Regions from separate parts of the Homo sapiens genome. Here region 1 is linked to region 2. The links are chromatin loops, found by intact Hi-C in ENCODE. Cell type or tissue: body of pancreas. All regions are shown on one strand. Each heading gives the region's core, and the rest is flanking DNA. Links, peaks and the distances in the headings are about the cores only. Region 1 overlaps C10orf67 (chromosome 10 open reading frame 67). Region 2 has its middle 33 kb from the start of PTF1A.

Region 1 (15,176 bases), core at 4,379-12,378, 140 kb after region 2:
AGCCAAGTGTGGTGGTACTCCTGTTTAGTCCCAGCTACTCTGGGAGCTGAGATGGGAGGATCGCTTGAGGCTGGATGTTTGAGGCTGCAAGTGAGATATTATTGTACCACTGTACTCTAGCCTTAGGGACAGAGTGAGACTGAGACATAGAAGGGAAGGGGAGGGGAGGGGAGGGGAGGGGAGGGAGGGGAGGTGAGGGGAGGGGAAGGGAAGGGAAGGGAAGCAAAGAAGGAAGGGAGGGAAGAAGGAAGGGAGGGAGGGGAGGGAGGGAAGGAAGGGTGGGAAGGGAAGGAAGGGAGGGAAGGGAAGGAAGGGAGGGAAGGGTGGGAAGGAGGGAAGGAGGGAGGGAGGAAGGAAAGGAGGGAGGGAGGGAGGAAAGGAGGGAGGGAGGAAAGGAGGGAGAAAGGAGGGAGGAAAGGAGGGAGGAATGGAAAAACTGGTGATGGTTCCCTGGTTGGTTATTAAGTGAAACTAGAAGGCTGAGATTTCATTTCTGACCTTAGAGGTTGATGCCAAGAAGGTTAAATGGAATTTACATTATTGTCACTGCAAATAGGGTGAAGCCTAAGAAAATGAACTCCCCTTGTGAAAATCTGTGAGGGATTCAGTTATCAGGGAAACATCTCCCACCTCTGACCAATCAGGGTAACCATTTCTTTGAAAAATACTTCTTAAAAGTAGTTTTATCTAAAATCTGAGAATATCTTGAATGAGGAAATAAGAGAGGACACAAACAAATGAAAAAACATTCCATCCTTATGGATAGGAAGAATCAATATCATGAAAATGGCCATATTGCCCAAAGTAATTTATAGATTCAATGCTATTTCCATCAAACTACCATTGACATTCTTCACAGAATTAGTAAAAACTATTTTAAATTTCATATGGAATCAAAGAAGACCCTGTACAGCCAAGACAATCCTAAGCAAAAAGAACAAAGTTGGAGGCATCACACTACCTAACTTCAAACTATACTACAAGGTTACAGTAACCAAAACAGCATGGTACTGGTACCAAAACAGACATATAGACCAATGGAGCAGAACAGAGACCTCAGAAATAACACCACACATCTACAACCATCTGATCTTCAACAAACCTGACAAAAACAAGCAATGGGGAAAGGATCTCCTATCCAGTAAATGGTGCTGGGAAAACTGGCTAGCCATATGCAGAAAACTGAAACTGGACCCTTTCCTTACACCTTATACAAAAATTAACTCAAGATGAATTAAAGACTTAAATGTAAAACCCAAAACCATAAAAACCTAGGAGAAAACCTAGGCAATACCATTCAGGACATAGGTGTGGGCAAACACTTCATGACAAAAACACCAAAAGCAATTGCAACAAAAGCCAAAATTGACGAATGGGATCTGATTAAACTAAAGAGCTTCTGCACAAAAGAAACTATCATCAGAGTGAACAGGCAACCTACAGAATGAGAAAATCTTTGCAATCTACCCATCTGACAAAGGTCTAATATCCAGAATCTACAAGGAACTTAATCAAATTTACAAGAAAAAAACAAACAACCCCATCAAAAAGTGGGCAAAGGATATGAACAGACACTTCTCAAAAGAAGACATTTACGTGGCCAACAAACGTGAAAAAAAGCTCAACATCACTGATCATCAGAGAAATGCAAATCAAAACCACAATGAGATACCATGTCACACCAGTCAGAATGGCGATTATTAAAAAGTCAGGAAACAATAGATGCTGGTGAGGCTGCAGAGAAATAGGAACACTTTTACACGTTAGTGGGAATGCAAATTAGTTCAACCATTGTGGAAGACAGTATGGAGTATTCCTCAAGGATCTAGAACCAGAAATACCATTTGAACCAGCAATCCCATCAATGTGTATATACTCAAAGGAATGTAAATCATTTTACTATAAAGAGACATGCACACATATGTTTACTGCAGCATTATTTACAATAGCAAAGACATGAAACCAACCCAAATGCCCATCAGTGATAGACTGGATAAAGAAAATGTGGTACATATACACCATGGAATACTATGCAGCCATAAAAAGGAATGAGATCATGTCCTTTGCAGGGATATGGATGAAGCTGGAAGCCATCATCCTCAGCAAACTAACACAGGAACAGAAAACCAAACACCGCATGTTCTCACTCATAAGTAGGAGTTGAACATTGAGAATACATGGACACAGATTGGGGAACAACACACACCAGGGCCTGTTGGGGGGCTGGGGGGTGAGCAGAGAGAACTTAGAGGATGGGTCAATAGGTGCAACAAACCACCATGGCACATATATACCTATGTAACAAACCTGCACATTCTGCACATGTATCCCATTTTTTTAGAAGAAATAAAAGACAAAACATTTTTAAAAATTAAAAAAAGAATATCTTGAATGGCAATATCAGGCCTGGCTGAAATCTGAACCTAAACTTAGGCACATGTGGTGGCTAAGCTCTTCAAATGTGGCTAGTGCAACTGTGAAACTGAATTCTTAATTTTGTCTGATTTTAATCCATTTTAACTTAAAAATGGATACTCGGTTCAGTTACTGGAAGATATTTATGTTTATTTGGAATAACTTGGGGATGTGAATCTGCTTGTTTATCTGTAAACTGTATGAACTGTAAATGCATTCCTATTCTATTCATCTCTTGGAGTATTTTTCAGTGCCTCAGGCATCGTGCTCCCCACTAAGAGACCAGATAGCGCAGTTTCCACCCTCATGGAGCCTCCAGTAGGGCAGGGAAGATAGACCATAACAGAATGGTAACTGAGAGCCACAATAGGGAAGTTTGCGGATAAATGAGAACAGAGTAGGGAAGCCCCACGTGTGCAGGGAGAGCAGGAATTGCTGAGATCCTACTGCATTCAATTCAATGAGCTAAGAAATCTTGTTGTTGTGGGGGTTGGTGGTGTGTGTGTATGTGTGTTTCAGACAGGGTCTCACTCTGTTGTCTAGGCTGAAGTGCAGTGGTGCAATTCTAGTTCACTGCAGCCCCGAACTTCTGAGCTTAAACAATCCTCCTACTTCAGCATCCCGAGTAGCTGGGACTACAGATATGTGCCACCACACTCGGCTAATTTTTTTAATTTTTATAAAGAAGGGGTCTCACTATGTTTTCCAGTCTGGCCTTGAACTTCTGAGCTCAGAAGATTCTCCAACCTTGGCCTGCAAAGCTGCTAGGATTACAGGTGTGAACCACTGCGCCCCACCTTGGAAATCTTGATTTTTATTCTACCAAAAGAATTCCCTGCTCTAAATATTTACCAGATAACATAAGCCCAGCTCATTCATGAACATCAACTAACATCTGATCTGAAAATAAGACTGTTCATTTTTAATATAACTTTTTCCTTAACTGCAAGCTCATCTTCAGACTTCTCTGTGTCATGTAACTATTCGGTGCCTTAAAATCAACAAGGCAGATGGTCAGTGATCCCAAACAAAAGAAGTATCTATACATCCGTGAGTTTTCAAGGTGGAGTCCTTATTTGCTTCTAGTCACCCTTCCCAAATAGTGGGGAGAGATTAAATATGTGAATCAACTTTCCTCTATGTCATAAGACACTCTGGACACAGTGTTATTTGGCCAATTGCGCCTATAGTTCCATTTAAAAGAGTCATTTATCAACGTAAAACGTTATAGTACCTTTTGAATAGTTTTGTGATCCTTTTCTGCCATCTCTTTCATACTTATAAGTTCATCTTCTGTAAACAAAAGGAGAGAGAGGCCAACCATGAAATTACATGCTTATGCCCCTGTATTTAAACGGCCTGCTTCAGGGCAGGCTGTGGGGCACTAGCAGGCATAGTGGACACAAGGCCTAGCAGGACTGTGACCTTCACAACTGCCCTTGACATTCGCAGCCTTCTTCCTGCTGTTCAGATGGCCGGTCAGATAGGGATTAAGAAGTAAGTTCAAGATCCAAGTGTGGCTGAGGGCTGAAAGCTTTTCATCAATACTAGCGACGGACATTTTTGCTGTTGGTCACAGCCAATACAAAGAGCTTTAGCAGGTGGCAGTTTATGACTTAATAAGAACGACCCAAAACTAAAAAGCCTTGCTATGCCACAGCAGAAGAGAATGAGACTATACTGGCATGGTAGAATTTTACATCCAAGGGATAATATTAATATAATATATCTCATTTTACTGATATTTTGCTATAATTCATTGTATTGCCTGCTCATTGCTTTGAATACTGCAGATTAAGGACAACATCATGTAATTAACATAATCACTCGGATCACAGTTAAATGAAAAAATACGTTAGAGCAATCTCACCTTGGTGATTATTTTTTTCTCTTTTCCACATGTTCTAACAACTTCGGTGATTTAAACACAACTTTCACCAATGTTTGTGGTATGAAAGAAAAGAGGTATTAAGTATACAAATGAAATTGTGTATTTAAGCTTTGCATCAAAAATTGAAGTAACTAGTAAGTACTAGCATATTTTCCTGAAGGGCTAACTCTGTTTTCCCTACAAAGCATATCCCTATATGTATTCTTAAGTTTTTAAATGTTATCAAGTTTAGATAATCAGTTAAGCATCTGAAACAAATCAGCAAAAGTTTCTATCTGGCTATAATATTTCTAAGTGAAATGGAGCATTGATTAGCAAATTTTTGCAAAGGCCAATGTCTGTCTTGAAACAACACCCTGAATTAACGTGACATGGCTCAGGGGTACAACTACAAACACATCCTCTGTCCCAAGCAAGAAGTGCTATCTTTAATAAAAAGCAAAGATGGCTATGAAATTCATCTTTCAAATGTAAATAACCAAACGAATGTATGTTTGGAAAAGACAAACATAGTTATGAGCTTTACAAAGTGACCAATATACAGATTTTTCTCAAAAGTGATTTCAAAATGTTACCTAATCCTGAATTTTCTTTTAGATTGATCTGGATTTCTTCTTCAAGCTCTGAAATGATCTGAAGCAGCCTCTCATTTTCCACTTTGTACTCCAAATTTTCCTTTTCTAGGTTTGATTTTGGAGAGCTGGTTTCTTTGGCAAAAGATTCCTAAAAGATGGAGAATGCCATATTCCTAAGCAGGGAGCCAAGGATTTAAATATGCAAGACAAGGACAATACAGATACAGAAAAGCTATCATATAATTTTCTGAATTCTATTACACACTTATAAGAATAGTAAAAAGGAAGGAGCCTAAATAGAGCTTGCTGGAAGAAAGGCTCCAGTACATTCTGTACAAAGACCTCAACACATGGGGACATTTTATTGACAGGAATAATGCATATCATACTGTTTGTGTGCCCTCATCATTCAGGTCAATTCATTATGGAGGCTGTGTCCGGGGAGGCAGCTGGGGCCCCTCCACCCACACTTCCCTCTGTGTGTGTCTGAAGTGCTGTCCGCCTGTAACTAGGCAGGCTGGGGGGACCAGGACGGGCAGCGCCAGGGGGTGGCAGAGTGCATGGCTAAGGAGGGGGGCTTGTTGCCTTTGTGGCATTTCCCAGTGTCAGTGCTGCCAGTGTCATGAGGAGCACATCACATGTCAAAGTGGTGACGTTTTCAGGCTGGGAGCCGCATGGAGTCCATCAGGCACACGGATATCCACACAGTTGGTTTTCTGCTTGGTGGAGGAGCCACCCAGAGGCAATTCATATTCTGAACATTAACATGGCTTTGCATGCTTGTCACACGGGGTCTGTGCAGGCGTTTAATGCTATTGAAGACTTTGGTTTAAATCTCTATGCAAACAGTGATTACCTTGTAAGAAGGTTTCAGGATAACTTACAACAAAAGACTTTAAAGTTATAGTTTTAGTAAAGCAAACTCATTTACATTTTTATTATGTGCGTCTTTTGTTTAAATCTTGCCATGTCCATTATGGGAGAGCTTTTTCTTACGCAATAGACGCGCTTATTGGGACAGCTACTCTTTTTTTTTTTTTTTTTTTTGCCTTCTTCTTCTTGTCTGTTTCAAAGCTATTGAAAACATCTGAATATCCTCCCTTATGGCTGTCTAGATTTTATTGCCATGCATTAAAAAAAAAAAAATTAAGCTCTAATGGATTGGGGAAGCTGGTGCAGAACTTTATACTTTATTGTGGTATGATATTAAACAGATTATGCAATCTCAAAATATTATTATGCCAAAGGAGATAGAAGATTCTACATGCCTTGTTCAAAATTACTATAGACATTAAAAATACTTTTGATCTTAAGGTCATCACAGGTGAATTATAACTTATTCTTTTTACAGTAATTCCATGATGGCAATAACTAAAAATAAAATCTTCCCTCAAAAACAAAATAATTTCTCTCGACTGATTTCCCTTTGGAACTACACTTTCATTTAAGGTTAAGGATATGTGGAAGTAAACTATTAAAATATTTTCCCCTGTAACAGTTTTAAAGAAAAAGAAGTGATTTAAATTTTTTGTAGTACATTAATAAGTCCTTTAAAACAAGTGACTTACTAATGAAATTACGTATGGTATATATATGTGTGTGTGTGTGTGTGTAAGAGTTAGTAATATTTAAAATATGTTCTTAAATTTTGCACTAAGCTCAATTACAAATCTTCATGACTTTGATTCACCATTTCACTTAAATTATTTGAGCCCAATTCATCTTAACTAATGAGAACTAACAAACCTAGTAAGTAGTTAATAAACAACACTGTTTTCTTAATAAACGAAGAATCCGTCATTAATTTCTTGTCCCACATTGTTCAATTTGAGACCATCACAGAATGCATTTATAGACTAAAAGGTTTTGTGTGTGTGTGTGTGTGGAAAGAAATAAACAAACAATACTGGCCTTAATAGGCTTAAGCATACTTTTCCTAACAGTGGCAGAATATGAACATCCACAGAGGATTACATGAGCACCCGATTCTCATAAACTAAAGAAGAACTATTTGAATTCATCAGATGAAGTGTAAAATTTACAAATGGTAGCAGCTAATACCTAACTACGGGTTCTAAGAATCTCTTTGTATGAAAGCAGGACGCAAGGAAAACACATTAAATACGGGGGTTTGTCCTCCACATATCAAACCACAACCCCTGTTCTTCCAAGGTTAACCCTTAGCTCTGTCCCCACCATCTGTCAGCTGTGGGAACTGCAAGTAATTAACTATTCAGACGCCCACAGCAATGAGGACACTCATTAGCAAAATGAACAAAGGGATCGTTCTGAGCTGCTACGGTGCTCTGTTACACTCTGAGTGGCAGGTTTTGTGGTGGTGTTCCTTCTGCCATCTGCCCACACTGCTAGTTTGTGTTTGCTTAAACCAGGAGACTTTTAAAAAATAAACTGCCTTAATAAAATGAGGTTAAGAAGGATGGAGATCATTAAAGGCAGTTAACTGGATGTAGCCGTTTAAACCACACTATAAGAGAGACTGTGTGCAATCCATGATCATTCTGGAATTTCAAAATTGTAAAGAAACTTACCAATCTCAAGTTTTTCTTTCATATTATAAAAACTAGGGCTTCAGGTGGTGGCATATGTGCTATATCTTTTGTGAATATTCACAAGATGCATAGAATTACAAACTGAATCCCAAATTGAATCTCGAAAGAATCATTTTTGAAAACAGGTGTACTTGGGAGCTTTGCTCCTCAAATGCGGTCCATGGACCAGGAGCCTCAGCATCACCTGGGAACTGATTAGAAATGCAGCCCCTCAGGCCCAACCCAGAGCTACTGTGTCAGAGTCTGCATCTAACGAGATCTGCAGGTGATGCATGTGAGCAGTAAAGTCTGAGAAGTCCTGCTTCAGAGCACTTTCTGTGCCTTCTCAGCAGTTTCCCCTCCACAGGCTCCATTGAATTGGACATCTCAATTTTCTGGGGAGGAGCAGAGTTCTGATGCAAGCCCATGCCTCATGACAGTCACAGAGAAGAGCAGGTGCTTTCCCAATGAGTGACAACCAGGAAAGTGGCACTCTGGGCAGTGCAACCCTGCAGAGCTGCCACTCTTGAATGACAGCTCTGTTTCAGAGCTGTCAGCAACAAGCAGATATGCTCGCAATGGAAGGTAGGTGGGTGATGGTTGCAGGGCTCATCAGTGTTGGGATAAGAAAAATAAAAAGTCTATTCAAAATGCCAGCTCCAATTGAAATTAAAACACATGCACAGGCACACACACACACACACAGAAACACACACACACACAGAAACACACACACACAATTACAGAGACATAAAGGCTAACCTCCTTTATAAATTCTCAAGAGGATTAGCCAACGGACAGCATGGAAACCTGATGGCTACAATGGTATGCAGCTGAGTCACATTGATTTCCCACCGAATAAAACCTGAACATTTCATCCCTTGAATGAAGTTGCTCTTGGGAAAATTCGACATTCAGGATGTTCCCATCTGGAGATGAGAAATTACAACTACTTATTAATTATAAAGCTATTGAAGTAATTTGATAATCAGTAAGAGTAAACTAGATAACTGTAGATAAACTAAATAAAACTTGTTTATTTCACTTTTTTTTTCAACTTACTTCCACTGCTACTTTGAAATTTTTAATTGTTTTTCCAAATCCCGTGTTCCCAATCTAATTTGAGACTTGGTGTCCCAGGGGTTTTTAAAATACCACTAGAGGGGGCAGTTGAATCAGATGAAATTTCAAATAAAAAAGATCATCTAGAACTTAAGGTTTTAGGAAAGTTTGTTCTTAGAGAATGTAGGAAAAAAGTGTGTTTCATTTTATTTGATATAAGCTATGACCTGCCTTTGTGGCATTCATGTCTGTGTTCTTGAAATGGTGACACGTATGCTTTCCATCACCCTCAGTCAGGAGGGGAGAGCAGAGCAGTCAGGAGGGGAGAGCAGACACGTATGCTTTGTCGGGGTCTCCAGGAGAAATCCATACACCCCGTTAATCAGAATCACCTCACCTTCCTCAAATATTAAGAGTGTTTACAGAAATTCTAATGTGCTCTTTGGGGACTAACTACATTGGAATAACCAGAGTATTCTGGATGCCACTGAAAGCCAGAGAACAGCCTGCTTACATATGAGCCGGTGTGGCTCCCACCTGCTCTCCTTTTCACAAAGCCACAGCCCATCCTCACGCTTTCCCCAGAATGTCCAGCTGGGCCAGGTAACCAGCTGAAGAGAAAAGTTAGAGGTGTAAATATTTCAAGAGTATAGGGAGCTGTCTTACCCAATTGGGGTGTTCTCAACAGTCCAGAGGTCTGTTTGGTACATTTTATGGAACATAAACGGATGGCCATAAGGATTTGTGCATTTCCTTATAATACCTGAATTGATACATGAATATTTCTTCAAAGAACTTGAAGCAATTTACATTCAATACAGCAGGTGTTCTTATCATAACTCTCTAGTTTAGCCAGGCGGGTATCATGTTGCATTTCACAAATGGGAAATAAATGGATCAAAATTGCCTTGCCACATCTACACTGGATGTCTTTGGCCAAGGCAGGATTAAAAGCAAACTATTACAGTTTTTAGTCTTTTCTATTAAATTGTTTTCTTCAAAAAGTAAAAGTAAATGTAAACCCAAGAAAAGGTTTTTCAAAGGCAAATGCAAAAATTGAATGTGCTTCCTAGTCCAAGATATATACAAAAATTAATATTCAATTTTATTAGATCTATGCTATTGACACAATGCTGTATTGCTTAGAAGGTGCTCAATTTTTTCTAGATATAAAGATTTCTAATAGATTAACAAAGTAAACACCTAAAGCAAACATTTAAACCAGTTTAAATACGATCCTTTAGAATGGTTTGTGTTTGATTCATTATCTCTTATAACGTTGAAGTTTTAAATAAGAGTACTAGTGAGGGATTTAGATAAACCATAAATTGTATTCAAAGGCATGAGCAACCCATAAGTGTTTCTTCCTAGTGTTAACATTTTGACATATAACTTTTCAGATTTTCCTGTATGCATGTGTCGATATTTCTATGTGTACTTTTTTTTTTTTGCAGTTGCAAGATTTAATAGAGTTAAATAGAGTGGAAACAGGGCTCCCATACAAAAGGAAGGGACCCAAAGAGGGTAGCCATTGCCAGCTCGAATGCCTGGGTTTATATCCCGATCATTGTCCCTCCCACTGTGCTCTTAGGCAACAGATGATTGGCTATTTCTTTACCTCCTGTTTTTGCCTAATTAGCATTTCAGTGAGCTCTCCTTACTATCTGATTGGTCTGGTGTGAGCTAAGTTGCAAGCCCTGTGTTTAAAGGTGGAAGCGGTCACCTTCCCAGCTAGGCTTAGGGATTCTTAGTCGGCCTAGGAAATCCAGCTAGTCCTGTCTCTCAGTGCCCCTCTCAACAGGAAAACCCAAGTGCTGTTGGGGAGGTTGGCTGATGACCGCTCTAATTGCTTCCTGCTGAATTGGGGTGTACTAGGGGTCGTGCAGTTGAGATTTCCTCGGGAGGGGTGACTTTGATGTCATTAACATCGGAGCATGGGCTAGCAGGCTGGTCCAGGGGTCTGTGGTAGATCTTAGTCACAGACTGCATCTGGGGCACCATTTGAAGAATGATTTGTAGTTTTACAGCTTTGATTCTGGAAGAGACAAACTTAACAAGGAGGTTAAAGATACAGGGATTGAAATGTATGGCCTGCAGTGCAGGGGATTATTTCTTTGGCACACTTTACAGGCCTTGACTATCTGCTTGATAGTTTTGAAAAGGCCTGGTCCAGTAAATAATAATTTGGCCACCTGATGGGTGCTATTAATGCCTAAGTGAAAGGTTTGGTGAAGGGTTTTAAGTAATTTCCATTGGTTAGCTGCAGGCAAAAGTATTTTTCCTTCTTCCATGGCTAGCCATCCTGAGGGAAGGCAACTATGTCCTCGTGAGGTTCCCCATTCTATTTCTTCTTCTGAGTACTGGGGCTTGCTTTCCTGGAGGGGATTACCCCATACTAGAGGTCCCCTTCTATAAGCATTTCTAATGGAGGGTCCTTCCTTGTGGCTGTTTTGGCTTCAATATCTTCTTGGTGGTTCCTTTCTATTTCCCTTTCCTTTCCTTTCCTTTCCTTTCCTTTCCTTTCCTTTCTGATGACCCCACCAGTCTAAGACTGCCACCTCTTTAGGTTTCTGTACAGCCAATAATATTTCCCTAATGGCTTCCTGATGTTTGATAGGTGTTCCCTCGGAAGTTAGGAATTCCCTTTCTCTCCATATTGCTGCATGGGCATGGAGGACTAGGTAAGCATACTACTCTGTATATATATTCACCCTTTTTCCTTCTCTTAATTCTAGTGCCCGAGTGAGGGCTATTAGTTTTACCAGCTGAGCACTAGTTCCTGGAGTGAGGGGATTACTTTCAAGTACTCCATTATCACTGACAACTGCATACCCCGCTTTTCGAAGTCCTTTTTCTACAAAGGAACTTCCATTAGTATACAAGTTGAGGTTGGGATCAGTCAAGGGAACCTCTAAAAGGTCCCCCTGAGCGGCATAGGTTTGAGCAATTACTTGTTGACAGTTATGTTCTATCTTTTCTTCTTTGTCTGGAAGAAATGTGGCTGGGTTAAGAGTTGCACAAGTGCGCAGTCGCAGCACTGGCCCTTCAAGTAATAGAGCCTGATATTTAAGTAAACAGTTGTCTGACAGGCACAAGTCTCCTTTAGCAGTGAGTAAGCCATTCACATCGTAAGATATCCACACAGTAAGATCTCTTCCCTGTATTATTTTAACTGCTTCAGATACTAAGACTGCTACTGCCACCACTACCCGTAAACAATGAGGCCAACCCGGCCGGGCATGTTGGCTCACGCCTATAATCCTAGCACTTTGGGAAGCTGAGGTGGGCGGATCACAAGGTCAGGAGATCGAGACCATCCTGGCGAACACGGTGAAACCCCATCTCCACTAAAAATACAAAAAATCAGCCAGGCGTGGTGGTGTGCACCTGTAGTCCCAGCTACTCGGGAGGCTGAGGCAGGAGGATGGCATGAACCTGGGAGGCGGAGCTTGCAGTGAGCCGAGATGGCACCACTGCACTCCAGCCTGGGCGACAGAGTGAGACTCTGTCTCAAAAAAACAAACAAACAAAAAAATAAAAACAATGAGGCCAACCCTTTGCCACTACATCAATTTCCTTACTCAGGTATGCCACAGGTTGCAAGCTCATCCCTCAGACCTGTGTGAGGACTCCTAGAGCTATTCCTGTTTTTTCTGTGACATATAAAGAAAAGTCTTGCCCCATTGGCAAGCTTAACACTGGGGCTTGGGTTAGGGCTTTCTTTAGGGCCTGGAAAGCCACTTCTGCTTCAGGTGTCCATCTTACTAAATGGGTATTGGCTTTCTGAGTTTCCTTAATTAGTGTATATAATGGTCTGGCTATTTCGCCGTACCTGGGAATCCATATTCGGCAGTTCCTGTTATGCCAAGGAACGCTCTTAGTTGCTTCAGGGTTTTGGGATAAGGATAAGCCAATATAGCCTGGATACATTCCTCACTGAGGGTCCTGGTGCCTTTGGATAATTTTAGCCCTAAGTATTTAACCTGCTGTGAGCAGAGCTGAGCTTTTGGTTTGGAAACCTTGTAGCCACAGGTAGCAAGGAAATTTAAGAGCACCTGGGTGGCTTGATGACACAAGGTTTCTGAATGGGCGGCTAAAAGTAAATCATCCATGTACCGAAGGACAACAGTGTCCAGGTATGAGAACTGGCTCAAGTCTTGGGCTAATAGTCTTGGGTGCCTGGCCAAATAGATGGGGGCTATTCCTGAACCCTTGGGGTAAAACAGTCCAGGTGAGTTGAGACATTGGGTTTGAAGGATCTTCAAAGGCAAACAAGAATTGAGAGTCAGGATGTACAAGGATGCAGAAAAAGGTATCCTTAAGGTCCAGGACTGTAAACCACTCTGCTTCCTCTGGTATTTGGGAAAGCAGAGTAGAAGGGTTAGGTATAGCTGGGTATAGAGGAACAACAGACTCATTGATAATCCTGAGATCTTCCACTAACCTCCACTGTCTGTTGGGTTTCTGTACTCCTAAAATTGGAGTATTGCAGGGGCTATTGCATGGTTTTACTAGGCCTTGGGCTTTTAGGTCCTTAATCTTTTGGAGTCCTTGTTGGACCTTGGGTCTAAGGGGGTACTGCCTTTGGTAGGAAAAGGAGGCGTAATCCTTTAGTTTAACTTGAACAGGACAGGCATTCTTTGCTCGTCCATATTGTCCTTCTGTTGCCCAGACTTCAGGATTAGTTCCTTCCTCAAGCAGGGGACAACAAATGGGGTGTTCCTTCTCCTATGTTCAGGTGTATAATGGCCCCTGCTTTTGCTAGAATGTCTCTCCCTAAGAAGGAAGTGGGGCTTTCAGGCATAATTAGAAAAGCATGTGAAAAGAGTAAAGTTCCCCAGTCACAACTTAGTGGCTGGGAGAAGTATCTAGTGACTGGCTGTCCTAGGACCCCTTGGATAGTGACAGATCTGGAGGACAATTGTCCACGACAGGAGAGTAAGACTGAGAAGGGGGCGGGTGCAGTGGCTCATGCCTGTAATCCCAGCACTTTGGGAGGCTGAGGCGGGCGAATCATGAGGTCAAGAGATCAAGACCATCCTGGCTAACACGGTGAAACCCTGTCTCTACTAAAACATACAAAAAATTAGCCGGGTGTGGTGGCGGGCGCCTGTAGTCCCAGCTACTCAGGAGGCTGAGGCAGGAGAATGGCGCGAACCCAGGATGTGGAGCTTGCAGTGAGCCAAGATCGCGCCACTGCACTCCAGCCTGGGTGACAGAGCGAGACTCTGTCTCAAAAAAAAAAAAAAAAATTACTGAGAAGTCTGTGCCAGTGTCCAGGAGACAGTTAACCTCCTGGCCTTCAATGGTCAAGCATATCTGGGGCTCTGTGAGGGTGATGGCATGGGCTGGTGCTTGCCCCAGGCACCCTCAGTCCTGCTGCTCGATCATCCGGCTAGTGGCTTCTGACTCAGAGGATCTTTGTCCCCTGGGGCAGCGGGCCTTCCAGTGATTCCCTTGACATAAGGGGCATGGATGAGAGGGTGGCTTACTTGTACTTGGACAATCTTTTTTAAAGTGTCCTTATAGACCGCACTGGAAGCAAGCCCTATTAGGCATTCGATTTTCCCAGCTTTTCCCTTTTCCAGAGCCTCCAAAGTCCGCTTGCCTGAGGGCCATGACTAAAGCGGTGGCCTTTTTTTATCCCGTTTGTCCCATTCCGCCTGCTCCTCCTGATCTCTATTATAAAAAACCGAGGTTGCCAAGTTCAATAGAGTTTCTAAGTTTTTCTCCGGGCCTAAGGTGGACTTTTGAAGTTTTTTTCTAATGTCTGCAGCTGACTGAGTAATAAACTTATTTATCCTTTAAGATCAGTTGGACTTCAACAGAGTCAGGTGATAGAGAGGTATGCTTCCTCAATGCCTCTCTTAGTCTCTCCAGAAAGGCAGTAGGATTTTCTTCCTTTCCCTGTGTTGTAGTGGACATCATTGAATAATTCATAGGCTTCCTCCTAGTTTCCCTTAGTCCTTCTAGCACGCAAGTTAGCAAATGTCTGCAGCACCAATCTCCATGTTCTGATTCTGTGTCCCAGTGAGGGTCTACACTGGGAATTGCCTGCTGGCCTGTGGGGAATCATTCTTTTTCCTCTGTTGTCATCCTATCATTGAACTGACTGAGATACCAGAGATCACCAAACTCTCAGGCTGCAGTTATGACGGCACTTCTCTCATTTGGGGTTAGTGTCTGATTTAGCAGTAACATTGTATCTGTCCATGTCAGATCAAAGGATTGTCCTAACCCTTGTAAAACATCAATATAGCCATCAGGGTTATCTGAGAATTTACCTAGGTCTATTTTAATTTGCTTTAAGTCTGAGAAAGAAAAAGGTACATGCACTCTAGCTGGGCCAAATTCTCCTCCTCCCACTGCTTGGAGGGGGCATAATCGGGGAATATGGGTCAGAAGGAAAGGTAGGGGTGCACGCATGGGCGACTGTTGAGTAGAAACTTCTGGCTGTGCCATGATCTCAACCGGCTACTGCCAGGAGTTTGGGATGACAGGTTTCTGCCTCTAGTCGGCCCTCGGCTTCCCCAAGAAAATTGAAAGTGGAAGCTGGCTCCAGGCAGACCAATATCCCCAACCCAGAAGTGTTGGGGGTTGTTAGAAAGCCCTTCCCCAGACAGCCTCACACCTGAGTCTTAAGTCCGGTGGTCACGCTAATCGTTTTTAACTGTCCGACAGGTG
Region 2 (15,176 bases), core at 3,522-11,521:
GCCTTGGCCCAGCCCAACAGCAGGTGCAGACATTAAGGAGTTTCCTGTGGCTGGGCACTGCCAGCAGCCTGGATGGACGAGAACTTGAGCTGGAGGGCTTCATTTTCCATGAGACTCTCTCCCATTTCTTTTGCTTATTCTGTTTCATTTTGGAATGACTCCTGGATTTTTTGTCACTGAGATGAACAACAAATACATTTCCCCAGAAGCAATAAATACAGTTTTCCATTGAGGATAAATCACCTGGGTTTCCAGAAGATTATCCAAATGTAGGAATACAGCCAACAAGATTTCTGGAGATTCTTCTTGATCCTATCTCACTAATGTTAGAATATCTAGGAATGTGTTCTAAAAACCTGTAAACCACTAGACTTGTTCATCACTGGCAGCCCTTTTCTTTATGGTTACAATAACAAAAAGTACTAGGACTCATATTTTGATAAACTTTTTAAAAAAGTTTCCCTTTTTCAAGACCCTTTGGAAGAAAATTGGTTGTAGGCTGGGTGTGGTGGCTCATGCCTGTAATCCCAGCACTTTGGGAGGCTGAGGTGGGTAGATTGCTTGAAGCCAGGAGTTCAAGACAAGACTAGGTAACATGGCAAAACCCTGTCTCTACTAAAAATACAAAAATTAGCCAGGTGTGGTGGCATGCGCCTGTAATCCCAGCTTCTTGGGAGGCTGAGGCACAAGAATTTCTTGAACCCGGGAGGCAGAGGTTGCAGTGAGCTGAGATTGCACCACTGCACTCCAGCCTGGGTGACAGAGCAAGACTCAGTCTTAAACTCAAAAAGAAAAAAAAAAAGAAAATAGGTTGTAAAAAAAAACCCATATATATACACATACACTTAGATATTATATATAATATGATATGTAATATATGCTAGATATTATATATAAGATATGCTAGATATTATATATAATATATGATAGATATTATATGTAATATATGATAGATATTATATGTAATATATGATAGATATTATATGTAATATATGATAGATATTATATGTAATATATGATAGATATTATATATAATATAGTATATGATAGATATTATATATAATATAGTATATGATAGATATTATATATAATATAGTATATGATAGATATTATATAATATAATATATGATAGATATTATATATAATATAGTATATGATGGATATTATATAATATAGTATATGATAGATATTTATAATATAATATATGATAGATATTATATATAACATAATATATGATAGATATTATATATAACATAATATATGATAGATATATAAAATATAATATATGATAGATATATAAAATATAATATATGATAGAATCATATATTATATATATCTATATATATCTATTGCTATATATATCATATATAGATATATCTATATATGATAGATATGACATGATTGTATATCTAGAAAACCCCATCGTCTCAGCCCAAAATCTCCTTAAGCTGATAAGCAACTTCAGCAAAGTCTCAGGATACAAAATCAATGTGCAAAAATCACAAGCATTCCTATACACCAACAACAGACAAACAGAGAGCCAAATCATGAGTGAACTCCCATTCACAATTGCTTCAAAGAGAATAAAATACCTAGGAATCCAACTTACAAGGGATGTGAAGGACCTCTTCAAGGAGAACTACAAACCGCTGCTCAAGGAAATAAAAGAGGATACAAACAAATGGAAGAACATTCCATGCTCATGGGTAGGAAGAATCAATATCGTGAAAATGGCCATACTGCCCAAGGTAATTTACAGATTCAATGCCATCTCCATCAAGCTACCAATGCCTTTCTTCACAGAATTGGAAAAAACTACTTTAAAGTTCATATGGAACCAAAAAAGAGCCCGCATCGCCAAGTCAATCCTAAGCCAAAAGAACAAAGCTGGAGGCATCACACTACCTGACTTCAAACTATACTACAAGGCTACAGTAACCAAAACAGCATGGTACTGGTACCAAAACAGAGATATAGATCAATGGAACAGAACAGAGCCCTCAGAAATAACACCGCATATCTACAACTATCTGATCTTTGACAAACCTGAGAAAAACAAGCAATGGGGAAAGGATTCCCTATTTAACAAATGGTGCTGGGAAAACTGGCTAGCCATATGTAGAAAGCTGAAACTGGATCCCTTCCTTACACCTTATATAAAAATCAATTCAAGATGGATTAAAGACTTAAACGTTAGGCCTAAAACCATAAAAACCCTAGAAGAAAACCTAGGCATTACCATTCAGGACATAGGCATGGGCAAGGACTTCATGTCTAAAACACCAAAAGCAATGGCAACCAAAGCCAAAATTGACAAATGGGATCTAACTAAACTAAAGAGCTTCTGCACGCAAAAGAAACTACCATCAGAGTGAACAGGCAACCTACAAAATGGGAGAAAATTTTCGCAACCTACTCATCTGACAAAGGGCTAATATCCATAATCTACAAAGAACTCAAACAAATTTACAAGAAAAAAACAAACAACCCCATCAAAAAGTGGGCGAAGGACATGAACAGACACTTCTCAAAAGAAGACATTTATGCAGCCAAAAAACACATGAAAAAATGCTCACCATCACTGGCCATCAGAGAAATGCAAATCAAAACCACAATGAGATACCATCTCACACCAGTTAGAATGGCAATCATTAAAAAGTCAGGAAACAACAAGTGCTGGAGAGGATGTGGAGAAATAGGAACACTTTTACACTGTTGGTGGGACTGTAAACTAGTTCAACCATTGTGGAAGTCAGTGTGGCGATTCCTCAGGGATCTAGAACTAGAAATACCATTTGACCCAGCCATCCCATTACTGGGTATATACCCAAAGGACTATAAATCATGCTGCTATAAAGACACATGCACACGTATGTTTATTGCGGCATTATTCACAATAGCAAAGACTTGGAACCAACCCAAATGTCCAACAATGATAGACTGGATTAAGAAAATGTGGCACATATACACCATGGAATACTATGCAGCCATAAAAAATGATGAGTTCATGTCCTTTGTAGGGACATGGATGAAATTGGAAATCATCATTCTCAGTAAACTATCGCAAGAACAAAAAACCAAACACCGCATATTCTCACTCATAGGTGGGAATTGAACAATGAGATCACATGGACACAGGAAGGTGAACATCACACTCTGGGGACTGTTGTGGGGTGGGGGGAGGGGGGAGGGATAGCATTGGGAGATATACCTAATGCTAGATGACAAGTTAGTGGGTGCAGCACACCAGCATGGCACATGTATACGTATGTAACTAACCTGCACAATGTGCACATGTACCCTAAAACTTAAAGTATAATAATAAAAAAATAAAAAAATAAATAAGATATTATATATAATATATGATAGATATTATATATAATATATGATAGATATTATATATAATATGATATATGATAGATATTATATATAATATGATATATGATAGATATTATATATATGATATATGATAGATATTATATATAATATGATATATGATAGATATTATATATAATATGATATATATAATAGATATTTTATATACTTTTTTTTTTACTTAAAATATCTCCCTCACCCCCTTCTTTTCTCTTAGGGCCCTTCCCTCTGTTGGATTTGAGATCAACTTCACAGTTCAGAGTTGATCGCTAAAAATACATTAAAAGGGCAAACAGCTGAATATGTCTAAGTTTTTGATAATTTTTTAAAACAGTCCCATTAAAGGTTGCATTGGAGAGAAAAGAAGCAGTAGAGGGGGAAAGACTGAAGGTTGAGGAAAGATGGGAGTGGGTGGGCCAGAGTCGGGCTTGGGGAGGCTGAAGCCGGGGTCAGGGACTGGCCTTGGAGAGGAACAGAGGTTTATTCTCCTGAGCTGGGAGGGAAGGAACGAGGTGAGGATGTGGAACTGATGAATGTGTTGGCAAGGAGGTAGGAAGTTAAGCCAAGTAACTCAATCGCCTCAAGTTTCACCGTGTTGAGGTTGAGGCAGATTCTTGAGAAGCAGTGAAAGCAGGTCTGTTCTGTAGCTGATGGAAGGAAAGAGGACAGGGGTTCCAGAGGCGTGCAAACGGCTTTGTTCATTACAACAGAAGTTCCTATTACAAATCTCACCCTAGCCAGGCACGGTGACTCATGCCTGTAATTGCAGCACTTTGGGAGGGCAAAGCAAGTAGATTGTTTGAGCCCTTGAATTCGAGACCAGCCTGAGCAATGTGTTGAAACCCCATCTCTACAAAAAATACACAGAATTTGCTGGGTGTGGTGGTGCGCACCTGTAGACCCAGCTACTTGGGAGGCTGAGAGATGGGAGGATTGCTTGAGCTCAGGAGATTGAGGCTGCAGTGAGCTATAATCACACCACTGCACTCCAGCCTGGGTGACAGAGAGAGACCCTGTCTCACAAAAACAAACAAACAAAAAATCTCACCCTCACAGTCCCATAAATTACAGGCGTGTGTGGAAATTGGCATGACCACCTTGGGGAAGTATTAGGGTTGCCACAAATCCTTTTTTCCTTCTCCTATTTGGAATTAGGCAGAGTCTAATTCTCATTCCTGTGAATCTGAGCTGGCCTAGGTGACTTGTGTGACAAGCAGAACGTGGCGGAGGTGACGCTGCAAGCCTTCTGAGGCTCGGTCAGCAGCAGCCTTGTGGCTTCCCCCTCCATCTTCTTGAACACTTGCTCCAGGGGGAGCCAGCTATGCTGTAAGGTGCCCCACCATCCTGAGATGGCCACGCTGGAGAGGCTTCATGGAGGACGATCTCGGCAGTTCCAGCTGAGCCCAGCCTCACAGCTGTCCCCGCTGAGGCACCAGGTGTGTGGGTGAAGCCATCTGGTACCCTCCAGATCACTTGATAGCCAAATACTTAAATGATCTTAGTCTGAGCCAAGGGGAGAGAGGAACTGCTCAGCTGAGCCTGCCTGAATTTGTAGCCCACAGAATAGATGTAATAAAATGGTGGTGGTTTTAAACCACAGAATGTTGGGGTGATTTGTTAGGTAGCAATAGACCACCAGAACAAGTACCAGCCACCAAAGCTGAATGTACCCAGATCCTAGGACCTATGCATCCTACTTCTGGATAAATATCTCACAAATATTTGTCTCTATGTGCACCAAGACACAACAAGAAAGGTCATAGCAGCGTCATATTCATAACGGCACCAAACTGGAATCAATGTAAAAAAAAAAACCAAGATGAGAACGATCCATCTGCTGGGCTAGACTGCATGGAACAGGAAAGTCGCAGAGGGTAGGAACGAGAGAAATCTGGAGGGGCCTTTGTGACCTAATTAGGAGCATTCCCAATCACTCGGCTGTGCGGTGCTGATGATGACGCCCACCTTCACCACTTCCTCCACCCACACTGCACGTGTGAGCCGGCCCTTCTCCAGAGCCAACCCCATTTTCCTCCTATGTATTTGTTCTGGTCAATACAAGCTTACAGCGTGCCAGGCACTGTGCCTGTTGAAAAGAAAGAGAGAGAGGATGGAAGGAAGGAAAGAAGAAGGAAAAGGAGGGAAGGAGAAGGGAGGAAAGAAAGGAAAGGAGAAGGAAAGAAAGGAAGGGAGAAGGAAAGAAAGGAAAGGAGAAGGAAAGAGAGGGAGGGAAGAAAGGGAGAAGGAGCGGGAGGCAGGAAGGAAGGAATTAAGGAAGACAGGAAGGAAGGAAATAAGGAAGACAGGAAGGAAGGAAATAAGGAAGACAGGAAGGAAGAGAGGAAGGGAGGGAGGATGGAAGGAAGAGAAAAAACAAAAAGAGAGGAAAGGAGGAAAAGAGGGAGGAAGAAAAATAGAAAGGAAGCAGGGAGGGATGAGGGGAGAGAAAGAAAGGGAAAGAAACCAACTAGCTATTAAAATATCTTTCATTTAGGAATCACAGGCCTGTGAACAATTCAATACAGCAAAACAGCAGTGCTGTGCAGGTCTGCGCACTTCTTTTGTGTGGATCAAAGGATTTTGCCTTTAATGCACAACCTGTCTTCTCTACCAGACTAGAAAGGAAACTCCTTACCACTAGGGACTTTTTACTGATCTTAACTTCCTGCAGTGTCCAGCACAAGGCCTTGTGCATGATAGGTACTTTCAAAACATTTTTAAAAATGGAAGAACTACATTAAACGTGAGCGACCAACTCTCAGGTGGTTGGGTTTGCGAGGTCACCCACGAGATGACCTTGAGCTGATGCGAATGGTCCATCTTGCTGCAATCAGCAGAACTCAGCCTCTGAACGCCCTCACTGCACCGCCACACTAAGCACACTAGAGTCAAGGACTATGGGCAGCCAAGTGCGTCCAAAAACAAATGCCCCTGCCTGACGGCCCATGACTCTGTCATCATAATGAGCGGTGAGCTCCAGGCACCGGATGGTCCCGTGTAATTAATTATGCAGCGTCGTAAAAAGGCAGGCAGGAAATGTCCTCTGGTCAACCGGGGAGGGCAGAGTCCTGGGGGCTGAAGAGGGTCCCGCAGGTGGAAATAAGCACCCAGGAGCTTTGGGGGATCTTGCTACACTTGCTTCTGTTGTCCAGGGGGTGGGCTCCCTAGACACCTGAGAGGCACAGCATTCTTGTGTCAGGACAGGGCTGAGCTGCAAAGCCCCTGTCGCCTCCCACAGCAAGGGCAGGTAAACCTCAGTGATCCATACCCCACCGACCAGCTGTAGTTTAGAAATTTCACACACACGCGCGCGCACACACACACAGAGTTGGAATGCAAAGTATGCATTAACTTAATGTGGTTTTAAAATTATTAAATATCCCTTATCAACCAACTAGAAATGTGCAACTAATATTAGCGGTGGGAGGAGGGTTCTCGAATTCTAAACGGTAGATTCTGTTTGAGGTGTCTAAACTAAGACAAAAAATTTCACATGTGTGACTCATCCAAACCATTAGAGGGCGACCTTCACCTTTACAAGTCTTTTGAGCAATTGTGGGGGGTGGTGGGGGAAGGCAAGATCCTGACATGTATTGAATGGACTTTGTGTTGTAGACTAAGGCACTATGGAAGAAAAATGGTAGCTACCAAAATTAATATACAAATATTGCTAAAATGCCATATCTATTTTGCATAGAGTGGAACTGAATCAATTGTATCTCTTGAATTTTGCTTTAGCTCTGCCTAAATTGACCTAAAGTCCTCAGTCAATTCCTTCATCCTTGGAATTTAGCCAAGGATTTGTGTTAACAGACTGTTTCGTTGCATTTTTCTATTTTCCAAATAAGTGAGTTGATGCGCGACAGGATTGTTTATGAGGGGGGGATGAGTTCTGCAAGAGCCCACCAGAGGGAGCCAAATGACTGCTTTAGAACCCTTCATTCACTGCTGCTTTGCTTTTCCTCTTTGGGAAGCTGCTTAATCAAACCCATTGAACACCCTTCCCTCCCCTCCCACCACCCGAGACACTTAAAAAATTAGAAGTAATCCTAGCACCAGAAATGCACATTCCGTATTTTCTTAGCCCACAGACTATGAACAAACAAATAATACTGCTGTGGCGAGGTATTTTAACAGTGTGAAAATTGCCCACTTAATAGGGAATAGAATAATTAAAGAGATCTTGGCTTAGGAAAAAAAGTGAAACGGCGGACACACAGTGAGAAAAAAATCCGGTCAAGTACAGTGACCTGCCAGGGGATGGGAGAGAATTCGAGAACCAATTAGGATTCTAAACAACTTACCCAACTGAACAGATCACTTTTCTCCTATTTTCAACGAACATTTCAAGCATCTGCTTTCAAAGGAGCCTTGACAGTGACTGTTTCTTCTTTCATTTTTTATTTTTATTTATTTATTTATTTATTTTTTTGAGACGGAGTCTGGCTCTGTCGCCCAGGCTGGAGTGCAGTGGCGCGATCTCGGCTCACTGCAAGCTCCGCCTCCCGGGTTCACGCCATTCTCCTGCCTCAGCCTCCCGAGTAGCTGGGACTGCGAGTAGCTGGGACCACGAGTAGCTGGGACCACAGGCGCCTGCCAACACGCCCGGCTAATTTTTTTGTATTTTTAGTAGAGACGGGGTTTCACCATGTTAGCCAGGCTGGTCTCGATCTCCTGACCTTGTGATTCGCCCACCTCGGCCTCCCAAAGTGCTGGGATTACAGGCGTGAGACACTGCGCCCGACTGTTTCTTCTTATGCTGTGATGGGGGTTAGCTCTGCTAGGAAGTTTCTAGACGAACACATCCTCCCTGGTTCTGTGCTGCTTCAGACCTATGAGACCCTCTGTTCAGATCAACAGCATTTGCCCACTGGCATTTGCCATTATTGGCATTCTGAAGGCCAGGATCTGCTGGGAAAATGGTGTATCTGAATTTCAGCCACGTTCTTAAAATATCCATCCTTGGCTGGGCGCCGTGGCTCAAGCCTGTATTCCCAGCACTTTTGCAGGCTGAGGCCAGGAGTTCGAGACCAGCCTGACCAACATGGTGAAACCCTGTCTCTACTGAAGATACAAAAATTAGCTGGGCGTGGTGGTGCGTGCCTGTAATCCCAGTTACTCGGGAGGTAACTGGGATTGAGGTGGGAGAATCGCTTGAACCTGGGAGGTGGAGGTTGCAGTGAGCCGAGATCGTGCCACTGCACTACAGCCTGGGTGACAGAGTGAGACCCTGTCTCAAAAAAAAAAAAAAAAAGAAAAAAAATCCAACCTCTTTCTTGACACTCTTACCTTTCTACCCACAACCTGAGGGGCTAATACATCTTTCCTCTTATGTGGCACACACTTTGTAATATATTATAGCTCCAATTCAATTCCATAGTTATTTTTAATCTGACTTTCCTATTAAACTGTCAGTTCCTTGAGAAAAGAATTTTGTCTTAATACTCTCCCTAGCCCCAGAACCAAGCAGGATGCAATGCACACACTAGGAGTAATTCAATGTTATGGATAAATGATATCTTTATGAACAAGGTGTAAAATAATAAATAAGAACTAAGAGACAGCAGGTATTTACATGGTGCCAGTCTCGGTCTAAGCACTAGATGTGTTCACTCATTTCATCTGCAGAAATGCGCTGTGAAACAGGGGATAGGCACTACAAGTGTCTACATTTTTAAATTGGCAAAACTAAGGTGATGGATGAGGAGGATTAAGTAACTTGCCCAGGGACACGAGTAGTAGAAGCTGAGACTGGGGTTTGAACCCCAGGAGCCTGATGCCAGAGCCTATGCACACAACCGTAAGACCATAAAGAGCCACACCAGAGAATGGAGACAGGATGGTTATGCAGGTCACAACCTGCTTAATGACTATACTCAAAGTGTGCTGATTAATTCACAACCAATAAAATCTTGACTAGAGTAACATGTTACTTCCCTCAATGTGTTAGGTAGGGCAAAAAGCTGAGCTACTGGAACAAGAGAACACCCCTTCCAAATATAATGGCTTAAAGACCAAAAAGCACGCGTTTTTCACTCAAGTAATAGTCTGGGGTGTGTGTTCTGTGTCAGTGAGCAGCTCTGCTCCGTGTGGTCATCCAGGGACTTGAGATCTTCCATCGTGGAGCTCTGCCATCCCTGAGGGCCTTTTCTCTGTGTGGCTGGGGCTGGGCCATACTGTGTCCAGGCTGCACCCAGCAGGAAGGCAAAAGAGACATGGGGAAGGCACACTCACTGTCTTGACGCCTCATCTTTGGGGAGAACTTAGTCATGTAGCCACATTTAACTGCTGGGAAATGAGGTCTTGCTGACTGGAATATTATTTGGCAAAAAAGGAGGAATCAAGTACTGATACATCCACAGTGTGGGTGAACCTAGAAAACATTAAGCTAGTGAAAGAAGCCAGTCACATAGGACCACACACTGCATGATTCTCATTATATGAAATGTCGAGAGGAGGCAAATCTACAGAGCTGGAAAGTAGATTAGTGATTGTCAGGAGCTGGGGGGATGAGGAGATTGGGGGTGACAGCCAAGGTGTGGGGTTTCTTTTGAGGGTAATAAAAATGTTCTAAACATGATTGTGGTGATGGATATAATATATTGCGAATCTACTAAATATACAAAGTCATTAAATTTACACTTCAACTAGGTGATTTGTATGATGTGCTAATTACACCTCAATATAGCTGTTGAAAAGTCATCATCAGCTAGAACAACAGGCTCAAATCAACCCGATGAAATGTATCATAGCTCCAGGGAAGAGCCAGCGGTGTCAGCGAAACTCCATTTCACAAGAGCAGGATGGGAGAGACATGGCTGAGCAGACCCCAGTGAGCTGCAGAAGGATTTTGGCATGTCATAAGCTCAGGGCAAGCTGCTGAAAGAGTTAAAGTCACTGAATTCAAGATTGTTCTCTCGCAGTTTAACTTCCAGGGGCTGTCAGGAGCTTTAGAGAGTCAATAAAGCTCCAAACTCACTATTAGGAAAAATAAACATGAAAAATTGACATCTTAACGCAGTGACTGCCAAGGATTCAGTGTCAGAAGAGTCCAGCTGGCCTCAGATTTTTTGACTCAGGGCTTCTGCTCTCAGGCCTGGCTGTGACTTTTTTTTTTTTTTTTTGAGACTGAGTGAGACTCTGTCACCCAGGCTGGAGCGCAGTGGCACGATCTTGGTTCACTGCAACCTCTGCCTCCCAGGTTCAAGCGATTCTCGTGCCTCAGATTCCCAAGTAGCTGGGATTACAGGCATGTACCACAACGCCTGGCTAATTTTTGTATTTTTAGTAGAAACAGAGTTTCACCATGTTGGCCAGGCTGGTCTCAAACTCCTGACCTCAGGTGATCCACCTGCCTTGGCCTCCTAAAGTGCTGAGATTACAGGTGTGAGCCACCATGCCCTGTCCCCTGGCTGTGACTTCAGCCCCTGGAGTGTGCCCATCAGGGACAGTGGAGATTAGAGTGAGAAATTTCTTTAGTTTGGGGCTTTTGGGGTTAGAAGCGTGGGGCAGGGTAGGTATGTCTTGGTGACAAATGGCCAGGGTTCCCGAGGACACACCAACAAAAAAAGAAAATGAGGCTGGGGGGAGCCAGAAATCAAGCCTCAAGAGAAGGAAATCAAAATTGCAGCAGATACAGTATCTCTAAACACCTCCCAATCATGCTTCCTTATCTCTGGCTTTCAACACCTCCTAAAACGTCAGTTTTACCTTCTGCCATTTGCACTCCATCCCTTACCAAAAATAACCTGAGGAGGACAGAATGGAAAATGTGACGTATAATTATTGCTCCGACTAGGTTTAGATTTTACCTTTGAGCTACCTGACAGAAAGACAATGGGATTATTTAAATAATTCTCATTTTCAGAAAGAAGAAAACATACCAAATTCTTAAGATATAAAAGATCTACTGACACAGCAGCTAAACAAAATTTTGACATGAATTTATGTTTTAAAGGATAAAATCTAGAAATGGAAAAGCATTTTTGATAAAGCATGGCTTTATGATTCATATGTATTGCTCGGAAGTTTCTGGTGCTTTGATTAGTTCTACCAGAGAGCTACATATATTGGAAATCAATGTAAACAACTTAATTTTCCTATAATTCAGCCAACCCCACCCCTGCATCCAGCAATTATTTATGTCCCTGGTAGGTTGTAGCACTGAGGTGACCGAAGGAAGGTATATTAGAGGATGAGAATGGTACTTGCCTTCAAGAAACCTAGTTGACAAGTCGAGTTTGAGACCAGCCTAGGCAACACAGGGAAACCCTGTCTCTACAAAAAATTAAATTAAAAAAAAATGGCAGGGCATGGTGGCACATGCACCTGTGGTCCCAGCTACTTGGGAGGCTAAAGTGGGAGGGTCACTTGAGCTCAGGAGTTTGAGACTACAGTGAGCTATGATCACACCACTGCACTTCAGCATGGGTGACAGAGGGAGACCCTATCCAAAAAAAAAAAAAAAAGAGAAAAGGAAAGAAAGAAAGAGAGAGGAAGGAAGGAAGGAAGGGAGGGAGGGAGGGAGGGAAGGAAGGAAAGGGAAAGAAACTTAGCTGGGAGGCAAAACACATGAAATAATTTGAAATGGGAAATGGCAGAAACTGAACTACTGCTGTGGGTAGCAGTTAGTCACCTTAGCTTAGTAGTGGAGGATTCCAGGAGAGATCAATAAGAACCACAATTGTAAATAAAGACCCAGAACAAAGGTCTGGAGAGCCCATCTCAAGAATTTGGACCAATCTCCTTCATAAAGAGGGCATGAGGCTCCCACTCACCCAAGAAAGGCTGGTCCTGTGCCAACAAGGCCAGAGAGCTGAAACAGCCAAGCCACAGGCCTCATTACAGGACAGCCGTCCCCCACAACAGATGCAGCCCCACCCAAACAAGAGAGTTTGGGGACAAAGGAGAGCTAAATCTCCTGGCCATCCCCGATCCCCCAGCCCCATTTCAGCATCACTGGGGCCTCAAAGGGGCCAGGTGGCATTGGGGGCAATTCTGCCATCAGCCCCTGGGAACTGGCATTTTTAATCTGCTCAATTAGGAATGTAAGGACATCTCACTTCCATTTGCCAGGCTGGCAGGGAGGGTGTGCCGACAGCCAAATGCGCTTAGTGTTGCTGAGCAAAAGTGGAGGAAATTCAACAGAAATGCAACCTCCGGCCGGGCTCGGCAGCTCACACCTGTAATCCCAGCACTTTGGGAGGTGAAGGTGGGCAGATCACCGAGGTCAGGAGTTCAAGATCAGCCTGGCCAACATGGTGAAACCCCATCTCTACTAAAAATACAAAAAATTAGCTGGGTGTGAAGGCAGGTGCCTGTAATCCCAGCTACTTAGGAGGCTGAGGAAGGAGAATCTCTTGAACCTGGGAGGTAGAGGTTGCAATGAGCTGAGATCACACCACTGCACTCCAGCCTGGGTGACAGAGTGAGACTCCATCTCAAAAAAAAAGAGAAAAGCAACCTCCTTCAGAAAGAGAGCCATTGGCTGACAAAACACCCAGAGGCGCCCAGCTCTCCTTTCCAGCCCTCCATGTTTGACCATGACTGCAGGACTGTGACGGTCAAGGGTGTCTCTCTTTTCCTCACTTCGAAATCAGGATAATAATAGACAGTGATTGCTTTTGCAAAGATTAAGGCAATGCCTGTAATGTGCTCAGGCCCGATACCTGTATAGAGAAGGCACAAGTTTAGCTGCTAGGACACGGCTGATTTCTAGCATTTTCGTTCTTCCTTCTGGCGTTTTTAGTCCCTCCACTCCTGGAGGCCACATTCAGACTAGGTCTCTCCTGGGATGCAAGGAGAGAAGGTTCAAATACACTACCGTGAAGAATCGCTCTGCATATCAGTGTCTCAGCAACAAGTCAAGCTGTTGCCTGAAAATGTCTGGAAGTTCATGGAACTTTTTCATGAAACCCAAGGGTGTGGCTTCTGGGATTGCAATGTGCAGCGGCATCATTTACAGGGCTCGCTCACCTTCTTTTGCTCTGTGCCTCACCAGGAAGAAGTGGGGTTGTGGGGGAAGCTGTTTTTATACCCTGGAGGCTCAATCTGTCCTCCCCTACTTCCACTCCTGGCCTTCTCTTTCTTTTGCAGCTCACAGCACATGAATTAACCATCCCGTTACCCAAGGTCTGTGCCAGGGAGAATAATGGCCCCCAAATATGGTCACGCTCAAATCTCTGGAACATGTGACTATGCTAGGTGACAAGGCGCAGGGAGATTAAGGTTGCAGATGGAATTCAGGTTGCTAGTTAGCTGCCTTTAAAATAGATTATTCTGGGTGATCCTGGGGGCGCTAAGAAATCACAGCATTCTTAAAAGAGGAAAAGGGAGGAAGAAGGAGATGTGAGTGGGGGAGAGATAGTCCAGGGATGCAGTATTACCGGGATTTGAAGATGGAGGAAGAGGCCACAAGCCAAGGAATGTGAGCGGCCTCTAGAAACTGAAAGACAAGGAAACAGATCTACATGGGTCTCCCCTAGAGCCTCCAGATAGAAAGGCAGCCCTGCTAACACTCAGTTACAGTCCACTGAGACCCAAGTCAGACTTCTAAAATTAATAATTTTTTATTTTCCTTTATTTGTTTATTTATGTATTTATTTTTGTAGAGACAGAGTCTCACGTTGTTGCCCAGGCTGCTCTTAAAGTCCTGGCTTTAAGTGATCCTCCTGCCTTGGCCTCCCAAAGTGCTGCAATTACAGGCCAGAGCCACTGCATCCCAGCCTTCATGTCAGACTTTTAACCTACAAAACTGTAACATAAGGCCCCAGGTGCAAGGCTTACGCCTGTAATCCCAGCACTTTGCAAGGCTGAGGTGGGTGGATCACTTGAGTTCAGGAGTTTGAGGCCAGCCTGGCCAACATGGCAAAATCCCATCTCTACCAAATACAAAAATTAGCTGGGCGTGGTGGTGCACACCTGTAATCCCACTTGCTCTAGAGGCTGAGGCATGAGAATCACTTGAACATGGAAAGCAGAAGTTGCAGTGAGCCGAGATCGCACCACTGCACTATAGCCTGGGTGACAGAGTGAGACTCTGTCTCAAAAAAACCAACAAACAAAAAAACCTGTAACATAATACACTTGTGCTGTTTTATTTGTGGTAATTTGCTATAGAAGCTGCAGAAAATTAATACAGGTCTTTCTTTTCATCTATGGTGACATCCATTCTGTCCCCCAAGATGTATTTCTTACAGAGAAGGCACACGCCATCCCCTTGATTTTTCTTTTGCCTTGGCCTAACAGGCTGGTCAAATCCTGCTAAGCCCCTATGCCTGTGGACAAGGGTAAAATTTGTCATCCTCCACGGGACCCATCACTGAGAGTCTGTGTTAGAGAGTAGGGAATGGCCAAAGAGAGCCAGGCATGGAAGAATCTGGAATCCCAGCCACCCGGGAGGCTGAGGTGGGAGGGTCACTTGAAGCCAAAAGTTTGAGAACAACCTGGGCAACATAGCAAGACTCCACCTCTAAAAATAAGTAAAAAAATTAAAAATTAAAAAAATGAAGAATGGCCACGAAGGAGAGATTGAACAGATAGGTGTGGGTATGTTTCTAGGTTGCTGAGCACACCCACATTCCTCATGATAAACCTTCAGTGCTCCCCAGTCTCCTCAACACCACGAACCCCATGGGCCCCAAGGTTTAAGAGACTATACATGTGTCCATTTAAAGCTAATTTTCCTAACTTTGTTAATCAGAGATACATATGACTTCCAACCAAAGCCTGTGATTAGCATGATGTTGCCAGAGCTATCACAATGAGTTCACAGAATTCCAGGTCAAAACAAAGCCAGGAAG

What was found. Hi-C counts contacts between places; a loop is a spot of excess contacts. Peaks named below come from ENCODE experiments on the same cell type or tissue, not always from the same donor. Only the 100,000 strongest peaks of a DNase experiment are listed, where the experiment ranks them.
Region 1: a loop joins it to region 2, with 4 times the contacts of the local background. A loop is called at or near these places in 40 of 110 quality-filtered maps.

What each region holds. Positions count from the first base shown.
Region 1 is chr10:23,286,251-23,301,426 of GRCh38, forward strand. C10orf67 (chromosome 10 open reading frame 67) reads right to left here. Exons shown (of 16, transcript NM_001371909.1): 6 at 4,882-5,029; 7 at 3,650-3,708. Among named protein-coding and RNA genes, the nearest start is that of C10orf67-AS1, 50 kb to the right of the region's middle. In body of pancreas, for the core only: CTCF peaks have their summits at 5,616, 7,083 and 8,570 (motif pointing right); DNase peaks (open chromatin) are centred at 5,571 and 7,091.
Region 2 is chr10:23,151,283-23,166,458 of GRCh38, forward strand. No RefSeq gene overlaps it. Among named protein-coding and RNA genes, the nearest start is that of PTF1A, 33 kb to the right of the region's middle. RefSeq lists an enhancer at 6,003-6,192. In body of pancreas, for the core only: CTCF peaks have their summits at 6,850 (motif pointing right) and 7,284 (motif pointing right); DNase peaks (open chromatin) are centred at 6,929 and 7,289; H3K27ac peaks cover 983 bases.